Regions from separate parts of the Homo sapiens genome. Here region 2 is linked to region 1. Evidence: chromatin contacts called from ENCODE Hi-C or POLR2A ChIA-PET data. All regions are on one chromosome and are shown on one strand. The core of a region is the stretch at or near the end of the contact, and the rest is flanking DNA. Distances in the headings are between cores, read along the strand shown. Region 1 overlaps ZNF185 (zinc finger protein 185 with LIM domain). Region 2 holds the start of FUNDC2 (FUN14 domain containing 2).

Region 1 (5,300 bases), core at 1,601-4,100:
TAGAATGTTCTGTTTACAGGACAAAAACAAAACCTGGTCTGTTTTAATAACTATTTGTTTCCTTAAAGTCTTAGTTTGATTATGTTACATTTAGCATGAGCAACTCCATTTTGTTTGGTTTGGTCTGTTGGGTCCTAGTGCATGAGCTCAGTACACAACAATGGCTTGCCAGAATTTTGTTTAAAAAATTCCCCTTGGCTGGGCGTGGTGGCTCATGCCTGTAATCCCAGCACTTAGGGAGGCTGAGGCGGGCAGATCACGAGCTCAGGAGATCGAGACCATCATGGCCAACATGGTGAAACCCTGTCTCTACTAAAAATACAAAAATTAGCCGGGCGCGGTGGCATGCGCCTGTAATCCCAGCTACTCGGGAGGCTGAGGCAAGAGAATCACTTGAACCTGGCAGTCAGAGGTTGCAGTGAGCCAAGATCACGCCACTGCACTCCAGCCTGGTGACAGAGCGAGACTCCACCTAAAAAAAAAAAAAAAAAATATTTCCCCTTATTGGCCAGGTTCTCACTTAGGTGAGAGTGTGACCAAAACTTAGGGCCTTAGCACCACTTTTAGTTACCTAGTTACCATCATTTTAGGTTTCCAGTCTCAGCATGTCATTCATAGGTTATGATGTCCTCATAATCATACATTTCAATCAGTTTTGTTATTCCAGTTGAAGAGAGACCATTTGACATTTCAGAGATGGCTGCATGCAAACATTTGAAACCTTTGAGAGAATACAGTGCACTGGGGAGACTACTATGACTACCAGTAGGATAATACCCAGAGTTTGAAGTATGCTGTTTACCTGAGGTCCCCATAAAACAAACTGCCTAAATTAAATAAAATAAAGAATGAGCTAGACGAAGAGTCTACTCACTTCACTAAGTGATCTTTTCATTAATCCTGTATGACTGAATTTTTATAATCTGCACTTGATATACATATTAGAATTTTAGAAACCCCATATAATTTTGGAATATATATTAATATAATTCACTAAAAATATACCCTGAAGATTAAACATTATTTTTATTGGCCAAGCGCGGTGGCTTACACCTGTAATCCCAGCACTCTCGGAGGCCGAGGCAGGCGGATAACCTGAGGTCAGGAGTTCAAGAGCAGCCTGGCCAACATGGTGAAACCCTGTCTCCACTAAAAATAGAAAAATTAGCCAGGCATGGTGGCATGCACCTGTAATCCCAGCTACTCGGGAGGCTAAGACTGGAGAATCGCCTGAACCCAGGAGGTGGAGGTTGCAGTGAGCAGAGATCATGCCATTGCACTCCAGCCTGGGCAACGAGGGCAAAACTCAGTCTCAAAACAAAACAAAACAGTATTTTTATTTTGACAATGCCTCCCATGATTTTTATACCAAATAAGCCAAATGTCACTGTTGCATTAGTGCATTATCGATGTCAAACCCAATTCTTAAATAAAACCTTATAGACAAATGTATTCAATCTTAATCAGTTTGAACATAAGGTAAGAATTTTATAAACCTTTTATAACCCTTTACAATTTTTGTTGAAGAGCAGATTAGTGCTCTAAGAAAACCTGTTGTGCTTTTATGTCCATGTTCAATTTATGGAAAAACCTAATAATACCCTTTTAAATTTAGTATTATCATACATAAAATTTTTTACAAGGTTAATTTTTTTTTTTTTTTTGAGACGGAGTCTTGTTCTGTCGCCTAGGCTGACAGTGGCATGATCTCGGCTCACTGCAACCTCTGTCTCCCCAGTTCAAGCAGTTCTCCTGCCTCAGCCTCTGGAGCAGCTGGGACTACAGGCGTGTGCCACCATGTCTGGCTATTTTTTTTTTTTTGTATGTTAGTAGAGAGGGGGTTTCATCATGTTGGCCAGGCTGGTCTCGAACTCCCAGGTGCTCAAAGGAAAATTTAAGACAGTCCATGGAGGAGAAAGGTATAGACAAGGTCATGCAGATATTAAACCAGAAAGGACTTATTTCCTAAGCCAGGAATCGAACCCAGACTGCCACTGTGAAAGGGCAAAACCTTAACTACTGAGCCCAGAAGGAGTCTAGAGTAGTTAATTTTGAGCTTGCAAAGGCTTTTAACTAGTCAAGATAATTTTTAGAACTAACTATGATATGAACCCTAAAATTCCTGTTCCCTGGAAGGTAGAGACAAGGAGAAAGTACTGCCACATGGTTACAAGGTCAAGCTCCCAAGGACATAAAACAGGATGGCGACCTTGTCCAGTTTTTTGTTGGTTTCAGGGACCTGCAGCAAAGTTTGTCACTGACCAGCTTGCTGGGCCATCTTGAGCAGCAAGCTTATGGGGGCCCAAGCCCATGTTTTATCCTAAGGTACCCCTCGACACAGAAAAACGACTTTATAGCACAAAATATACCAGATTGACTACAGCTTAAGACTAGACAGCCTCAGAATTCCTTTTTGCATTAATTAAAATTTTACAGAGGAGATAAACAGTGATTTTACAATCAGTTTGCACAGAGAGAGAGAAGCCTGAAATCTGACTGGGAAGAGATATTTACCCTTTTGCTGGCATGCCAGGCTTCTGGGCTCCCTTTCCCTGAGTGGCCCTGGTGATCTGGCTCTCTGCACCATTGCCCCGGGAGCCAAGCCACAACACAAAAGAATTTTTTTTTAAAATGCACTTCAGTGTGTTGTTGTTCATTTGGAATGTTCCACTGTAAGTTATCTTTCGTAAGATGTCACCATTTCTGTAAGAATTTGCTGCCTCCCGGGCGTAATGTGTAACCCAGAAGGAACTCAGTTTTCCAGAAGCAATTAATAGGTTCCATGGAATGTTGATGGTAAGAAAGGAAGGAAAAGGTGACAAGAGTGAGCGTAGACAGCTCTTTCTAAGGAGTTTGGCTGCTGGAAGGGGAAGAGAAGCAGCTGGGGTTAGGTGGGAGGAACTAAGTTTAGAGACGCTAAAAGTGTATGTAGCAGGAGTCACCTGATCAGGTTGAACTGCAGCAGGAACAAGGAAGTTCCATTTTGACTACTATTAGTTGCAAATTGGACCCTTATGTCAACTTTTTCATCTGTAAAAAAAAAGGGATGGCCAGGCACGGTGGCTCACGCCTGTAATCCCAGCAGTTTGAGAGGCCGAGGCGGGCGGATTGCCTGAGTTCAGGAGTTCACAACCAGCCTGGCCAACAAGGTGAAGCCCCGTCTCTACTAAAATACAAAGAATTAGCCACGCGTGGCAGCGGGCGCCTGTAGTCCCAGAATCTCTGGAACCCGGGAGGCGGAGGTTGCAGTGAGTCGAGATCACACCACTGCACTCCAGCCTGGGCGACAGACCGAAACTCCGTCTCAAAAAAAAAAAAAGGGGGGCAGGGGATGAAAATGCTATTGCTTTCCAGGAATAGCTATGACTACTTCCAATAAAGAAGACAAGAAGGTTCCACATGTGAAAACTACGCGGTCACAACGATAAGTGGGCGGGTGCACGCACGCGCGCTGAGATCGTGCGTGCACAGGCCGGGGTGCGGCCGGCGTGAGTACGCCTGCGCGTGCCGCCATTTCCTGCAGCCGCAGACTCTGCCTGCGGTGCTCGCCGGGAAATGAGACGATCAACAAAGAAAATGGTTGTTTTGGGCGAGATCGACCGTGGAGAGGCTTTTTCTGCAGCAGTCCCGGTTCCTGCCGCCAGATGGCGCTCGAGGATCACAAATGGGTCTAGGGTTCTCATAATGGCCCCGCCTAAGAAATTTTGGATTCTCCTGGCCCTTCCCCCCTTTGTGGGGTCAACAGCGGATTTGGGAATCTGGTGACCAACACGTGCGCACTCCCCTACCCTTGCCCCTACCGAGCCCTCCAGGGTAGCTTGGGGGAGAAGCTCCTCCCTAGACTGCCGGGTATTTGATGAGCCTGGCCAGCGCACAGGTCTTGAGCACCATGGTCAGGGAAGAAGGCTGAATGGCTTAGGTCTTCCTAGAGAGGCCGGAGGCGGGAAAGAACTGGAGAAAGGAGAGATGGCAGTGGGAGGATGGGGACAAGAATACCAGTGTGTTTCCAGCCAGAAGACGATGTCTTTTAACACCTCATTGAAGTCGTCAGGTGACTTTGCCCTTGTCAGAAAGGAGCAGCACTGCGGGGGTCCTACTGAGGAGGAGACTGACTGCTCCTTGGGGTGGGGATTGTGCCTCCTTCCTGTCTGCCCCACTCTTGGGGAGATGAGTCCCTCCAAGTCCACGAGACATGACAGCCAGCCTACCTGCCATGGGAGAACAAAGTCTAGTCTCAGGGCACTCACTTCATAAGGGTCTTATTCTTCCTCAGCGTGTTGACTGATTTTGAGGGGAAGGATGTGGCCACCAAGGTCGGAGAGGCCTGGCAGGACAGGCCTGGAGCCCCAAGAGGTGGCCAAGGAGACCCAGCTGTACCCACTCAGCAACCTGCAGATCCCAGTACCCCAGAACAGCAGAACAGCCCCAGCGGATCTGAGCAATTCGTCAGACGAGAGAGCTGCACCAGCAGGTACGAGCCAAACTGCACTGGGACCTTACCTGCTAGAGCCAGTGTTTTTGTCCAGGGCAGCAACCCAGGACAAACCCCCACACACTAGGCATGCCTGTTTATCCTCTGCAGGTGAGTGTGGTTAGGAGCCAGAGGGAAGGAGAGAAACCAGCATCTCAGGGGTAGATATTCATGGGTTTCAGCTTGGAGCCATAGCATCAAATCTGTTAGACTAAGTCTGGCACAGAAAGGATGCACAGAGAACCAGGTTGTCTGGCAGCCAGTTCGAACCTGGAAACCTGGGTCAGGGGAGGGATATAGGTTGCTTTTTCTGTTAATGGAGATGGAAACTCTCTGAGCAAGGTGTGCCATGGTGTGGATGTGATTCACTGCCAGAAATAACAACTGTACCAGTTGGATGAGCTCTTCCACTGCCATCAGCACTGGGATGGCCATGGATTTGGACAGTAATGTAGCTCCACAGTGCTGACTCAGGGTTGCTCATTGATTGCAAGAAGTTGGCAGCAGTAGCCTGAGGAAACAGGGGCTCTGAATTTTCTGAGAGAGACCAAGAACCAAGGAACAGCCAGGTACTAGGGAACAGACAACACCAGATGCTTGTGCTTTTCTGTGAGCAGCTCAGGTCTCCCAAAGTGGTAGTTTCCTGGCTTCTGGCCTTTGTAGATCAGTGTGGATCCACACCCAATTGTGATGTTTGTGGTAGCTGTAAGAACTTTCCCAATTTTGAAATCCTAGGTGACTTGTAGCATATTTTTTCACATTTGAAAATAATTGAGTTTTGAAAATGTTTTTACAGGCAATCTAGTATCAGATTTTATATCATCCTGAA
Region 2 (5,300 bases), core at 746-3,245, 2.1 Mb after region 1:
GAGGGTGAAAAATGGCTGGATTCATTGTGAGGGTAACGTTTGTGGGAACTGCTGATGAATTTTGGATCTGTGGGCTTTGAGAAGGAAAAATTTGGAACACCAAGTTTTTTGGAATAAAGTTGACTAACTGGGATGGGGATGACTGCATGAGTAGCTTAGGGGCGGGGCACACTGTTAAAGGGCTCCTCAGGCACTGCAGGCATAGAAGCTCCTTTCTTTCCCAGTGCTTCTCTTATAGCGATTACAATGTTTTAAAAATGTGTCTTCCAGACAAATACAGTACAATCCAACATGTTTGAGGTTCTACAGTTAACAGATTGTATAATTAATAATCTGGGTGGGAATGTTAATCAGGAATGAAATACAATTTAAAAATTAACAAAGTAATGAGTCAGAGGCTATATTGATAGAAGCACTTTTTAAGGAATAGCATTCCCTGGCCCAAGGGCTTAGTTGATTGAAAATTTTATCTATTATTGCTAAATTTTAAATCAAAATATGGCCGGGCACGGTGGCTCACACCTGTAATCCCAGCACTTTGGGAGGCTGAGGCGGGCAGATCACGAGGTCAGGAGATCTAGACCATCCTAGCTAACAAGATGAAACTCCTCCTCTACTAAAAATACAAAAAATTAGCCGGGCATGGTGGCACGTGCCTGTAGTCCCAGCTACTTGGGAGGCTGAGGCAGGAGAATCGCTTGAACCCGGGAGGTGGAGCTTGCAGTGAGCCGAGATCGCGCCACTGCACTCCAGCCTGGGCAACAAGAGCGAGACTCTGTCTCAAAAATAAAATAAATAAATAAATAAATAAATAATCAAAATAGACCCCATTACCAAATTTTCATGTTTTCAAGGATTCTCTAAAACCTACAATATTATCAATTACATATTCACAAATAATTACTGAATACAATATGGTATGTGGTAAAGTACAAAGGAGTACTGTGGCCATTTGTGATAAATAGAAATCAAATTGGAAATCTTCATAGATAACGTATTTTTTCTTTTTTTTTTGGAGACGCAGTCTCACTCTGTCGCCCAGGCTGGAGTGCAGTGTCGCGATCTCGGCTCACTGCAAGCTCCGCCTCCCGGGTTCACGCCATTCTCCTGCCTCAGCCTCCCGAGTAGCTGGGACTACAGGCGGCCGCCACCATGCCCGGCTAATTTTTTGTATTTTTAGTAGAGACGGGGTTTCACCATGTTAGCCAGGATGGCCTCGATCTCCTGACCGCGTGATCCGCCCGCCTCGGCCTCCGAAACTGCTGAAATTACAGGCGTGAGCCACCGCGCCCGGCCAGATAAGGTATATTTTTATTCCTTTTATTTTTACTCAACTCCTATGGTGCCACAAAATCCTATATTAAGCAGTATAATTGAAAAGAAAAAGAAAACAATAGCACAATGATTATAAAGAAAATAGCCTGAGTTAACTTCATTTGTGTCACTCCTAAAGCAGTGGATCAGATGTCAATGTTTATTATCATTCACTAATTACATTTATGAATAATTTTTAAAAGTAAAGGAAAAGACTGGCTGTTTTAACTAACATAATAGAAACTGTTGCTGGATTTTCTGTTGAAGGTATATTTTGAAGTGAGTTTTATTAAGTATAACTCGCATGTAAAATTCAAAAGAAAAATTAAATACATAAATAAAATGTGTCTTCCTCCACTAAAAGAGTAGGACACATCGCAGAAGCCGATAAATATTTGTTCAATGTTTACATGAACAAACACGGTCACTCAGCCGTCTTTATTTTCAGTGAGTCATAGGTAAAATATTCTTCACCAGGCGAGGATTGAGTCGCAGTCGCGTCAGGAACTCGCCTCCAGGTACTGAGCGAGCGAGCCCCGACGGCCGCGGTGGGTGGAGGGGGGAAAGTGGGGGAGAGTGGGGCGGGAGTAGAGGGAGAGCGAGGGAGGGAGCCTCACCCCCGGGACGCTTTCTGCGCACGCGCATCTCGGTGCATCTGTTGGGCGGGACCGCGGGGCCTGTGACACCGCACGCTGAGCTCTGTGATGTAGCCGCTTGCGGAGACTGCAAGCAGCCGCGGCGCGCCCGGCCCTCCCTCTTCCGCTGCCGCCGTGGGAATGGAAACATCTGCCCCACGTGCCGGAAGCCAAGTGGTGGCGACAACTGCGCGCCACTCCGCGGCCTACCGCGCAGATCCTCTACGTGTGTCCTCGCGAGACAAGCTCACCGAAATGGCCGCGTCCAGTCAAGGTAAGGGCGGGCGCGCGCGCGGCCGGCGCCGCGGGGAGCCGCCTTCCTGGGCTCCGGAAGGGGAAGGGCTCCGCGCCCGCCAGTCGCGACCGAGCTCCCCGGGGAGTCCAAGCGGCGCGGGGACGGGGAGGGCGCTCGGGGATCGCCCCTGGCTCAGCCGCTCCCAGGGTCCGGCCAAGGTCACGCGCGTGTCTGGGGCCTAACCACCCTGGGGTGTCGTCTCCAGTGGAGCTCACCCAGCCTTCCGGCGCCGCCCCCGGCGCAGAAGCCCGAAGACATTCTGTCCCCGTTCTCGGAAGCGGTCTGGCTTCTTTGTCCCTTTGGACGTTCATCTCAAATGCCTCGTGGCGTCATTCTGTGTACAAGGCACCTCCCCAACTGCTTTATTGTTGGTTTTGAAAAACTAGCACATATGGGATGGTACTTAGGAATAGCCTTCTGTTTAGTCGGCATAGTCAAAGATTCCGTGTAATTCGCAGTGGAGCACGTCTTTAAGTTATGCGTCTTACCCTATTTTGAATGTTTAGGTTGTATTTAATTTAGTACTGACTCACGGGATCCCATTGCTAAACAGAGCCATCATTGAAAACTCAATCATATAAACGTAAAATTACGTAAATTATGTTAAAAACAAAGGCAGTGAAAATACTAAAAACTCATCACTTTTATTATTTACCATGTTTTATTGTTACTTTACTTTTGAGGTTATTTATACATCTATTGTATCTTTGTGGAGGAGATACTATACTATGGTGCTCTACTGTGCGTCTCTTCCCATCTCTGGGTTCAGTAGTTTCACAATTCAGTAATGTCATGCTCACGATGAATGAATACGCAATGGAAATTGGCTACACTACAAATCAGCCCTTGCCTAAAGCCGACTGTTAAGCATTTCACCAGCACGCCGCTAAATTTTAGATGACTCTGGGAAGGTGGAATGTGCAATGTGATAATTATGTATTTTCCTGCAGAGCAGACTGCTCTTATAGACTTTTATAAGAGCAGACTGCTCTTATAGACTTTTATAAGAGCAGACTGCTCTTATAGGTTGATCAGGTATTTGCACCTAGGAAATTGTTGTGAGAAATTTTGAGGTTAAGATGAGTTTCAATTGTTATCACAGTGATGATCACATAATAACTGTGATCATTGATTTTGTGGGCTCATAAACGAAGCTATTGGCTGACTTTTGTCTGTCATAGTGCTTAGCAGTGTTTGACCAATGACTGACCAAATATCTCGCATTTAATCTACCTTCCCCCCTACTCCCTTTTTTAGGGACTAGATCTGTCATTCAGGCTACAGCACAGTGGCACAATCATAGCTCACTGCAGCCCCAGTGGAGCCACCTGTTGATCTAAGGGGCTTGGTCAAATTACGTTAAAACTGTAATGTTTTGTTGTTACATTAGAAAAATAAATTATTTAACTACTTGAGAGGCCATGGAGTACCCAGGTACTCAGACATCCATATTTTGTTCTGCTAAATGGGCGTCTGTGATGTATCCTGAATGAATTCTTGAATTATATTTTGTGTATGGTTTAAGGTAGAGGTTGAGAGTAGTTTTTTTTGAAACACAAATATATAGTAGTTCTAACATCATTTGTTGTTTCCTTCATTGAGTTACCTTGGTGCTAAGTTATTAAAAATCAAATGACTATATGTGTGGATCTATTTCTGGATTCTGGATTCTCTTCCATTGCTATATTTGGGTATCCTTGGGTCAGTTTGACAGTGTTGAATGTCATTGCTTTATAAGCCTTGAAATTAAGATAGTTGTATATTATACTGTAGCTTTATAATGAGCCTTGAAATTCCTTGAACCCTCCTCTTTCCCTTGCCCGCCTCCGCCCCCAGGATTATTGTGGCAGTTTGTATTTTCCTGATTGCAGCAATATTTTCCATTCCTTATGGTCTTTTTCCTAGTGACTTTGACACTCCTCCCACCCAGGGGTGGGATCTATATTCCCTCTTCATGAATCTGGATGGGAGTTTGTGACTGACTGCCTGTTCCTACAGAATGCAGTGGAAGTTAACACTGCATTTGCTCTCTCCCTTTCTTGGGACTTTCACCTCCTGAACTCAGCTCCTATGCTGTAAGGAAGCCTAGACTGACTCACATAGAGTAGCAGCCTATCTATCTGTGTGAGTGTAGAGTCTTCAGACCCAGCCTGTAAGTCTTCTGGCTAAAGCCTCAGACATGAAACAAAGACAAACCACAGTGCTGTGGCTGAATTCCTGATCCACAAAATCTGAGAGCATAATATATGATTGTTTTGCTTCATGAAGTTTTGGAGTAATTTGTAGTACAGCCGAAGTAACTGGAACACTGCTGGGTTTTTTTGTATCTTCATATGAATTTTAGAACCAGTTTGTCAATTACATAAAAACCTACTTTTTTGCCGGGCGTGGTGGCTCACTCCTGTAATCCCAGCACTTTGGGAGGCTGAGGCAGGCGGATCACCTGAGGTCGGGAGTTTGAGATCAGCCTGACCAACATGGAGAAACCCTGTCTCTACTAAAAATACAAAAAATTAGCCAGGCGTGGTGGTGCATGCCTGTAATCCCAGCTACTTGGGAGGCTGAGGCAGGAGAATCACTTGAACCTGGGAGGAGGAGGTTGTGGTGAGCCGAGATTGTCATTGCACTCCAGCCTGGGCAAAAAGAGCAAAACTCTATCTCAAAAAAAAAAAAAAAAAGAAAAAAGAAAAAACCTACTTTTTAATTGAGATTGTATTGAATATATAGATCAATATATGGAGAGAATGAACATCTTAAAAATATTGAGTCTTGCAAAACATAAACAGTATATCACTGTTATTTTAGGTCATCTTCAATTTCTTGGCAGTGTTTTGTAGTTTGCAGTGTTTTCTAGTTTACAGTGAACAGGTCTTGTGCATCTTTCATTGAATTTACTACAACATAATTTTTGCAATTAAAATTATTTTGTTTTCCAATTCATCATTTCTAATACACAAAAATTCAAATGACTTTTTAATATTGGTCTTATAATGTGTGACCTTGCTTCTGGTACCTTTTTGTAGATTTTTCTGGGTTTTCTATATACACCGTTATAT

Evidence for each region. Hi-C counts contacts between places; a loop is a spot of excess contacts on that map. ChIA-PET counts read pairs that join two places held with the same protein, here RNA polymerase II (POLR2A). Pooled maps may share reads with other maps.
Region 2: a loop to region 1 is called in a map of B cell, with 12 times the contacts of the local background. The contact joins the promoter of FUNDC2 here to the enhancer-like site in region 1. A Hi-C loop is called at or near these places in 1 of 168 maps with a recorded cell type or tissue (B cell), 1 of 37 single-sample maps with no recorded cell type and 5 of 50 pooled maps. POLR2A ChIA-PET finds 5 or more read pairs at or near these places in 1 of 52 experiments (Caco-2).

Annotation. Positions count from the first base shown.
Region 1 is chrX:152,955,426-152,960,725 of GRCh38, forward strand. It overlaps ZNF185 (zinc finger protein 185 with LIM domain), which reads left to right. Exons shown (of 25, transcript NM_001395254.1): 19 at 4,274-4,471. Among named protein-coding and RNA genes, the nearest start is that of PNMA5, 36 kb to the right of the region's middle. RefSeq lists enhancers at 3,734-3,783, 3,794-3,923. Within about 2 kb of position 2,851, at least 19 of the 41 ENCODE cell types and tissues checked have a DNase peak (open chromatin) inside an H3K27ac peak, as active enhancers do; they include B cell, where a contact is called at or near this core.
Region 2 is chrX:155,024,849-155,030,148 of GRCh38, forward strand. FUNDC2 (FUN14 domain containing 2) reads left to right here and starts at 1,996. Exons shown (of 5, transcript NM_023934.4): 1 at 1,996-2,223. The coding sequence starts at 2,091. RefSeq lists silencers at 1,817-1,906, 2,177-2,496 and an enhancer at 2,674-3,577.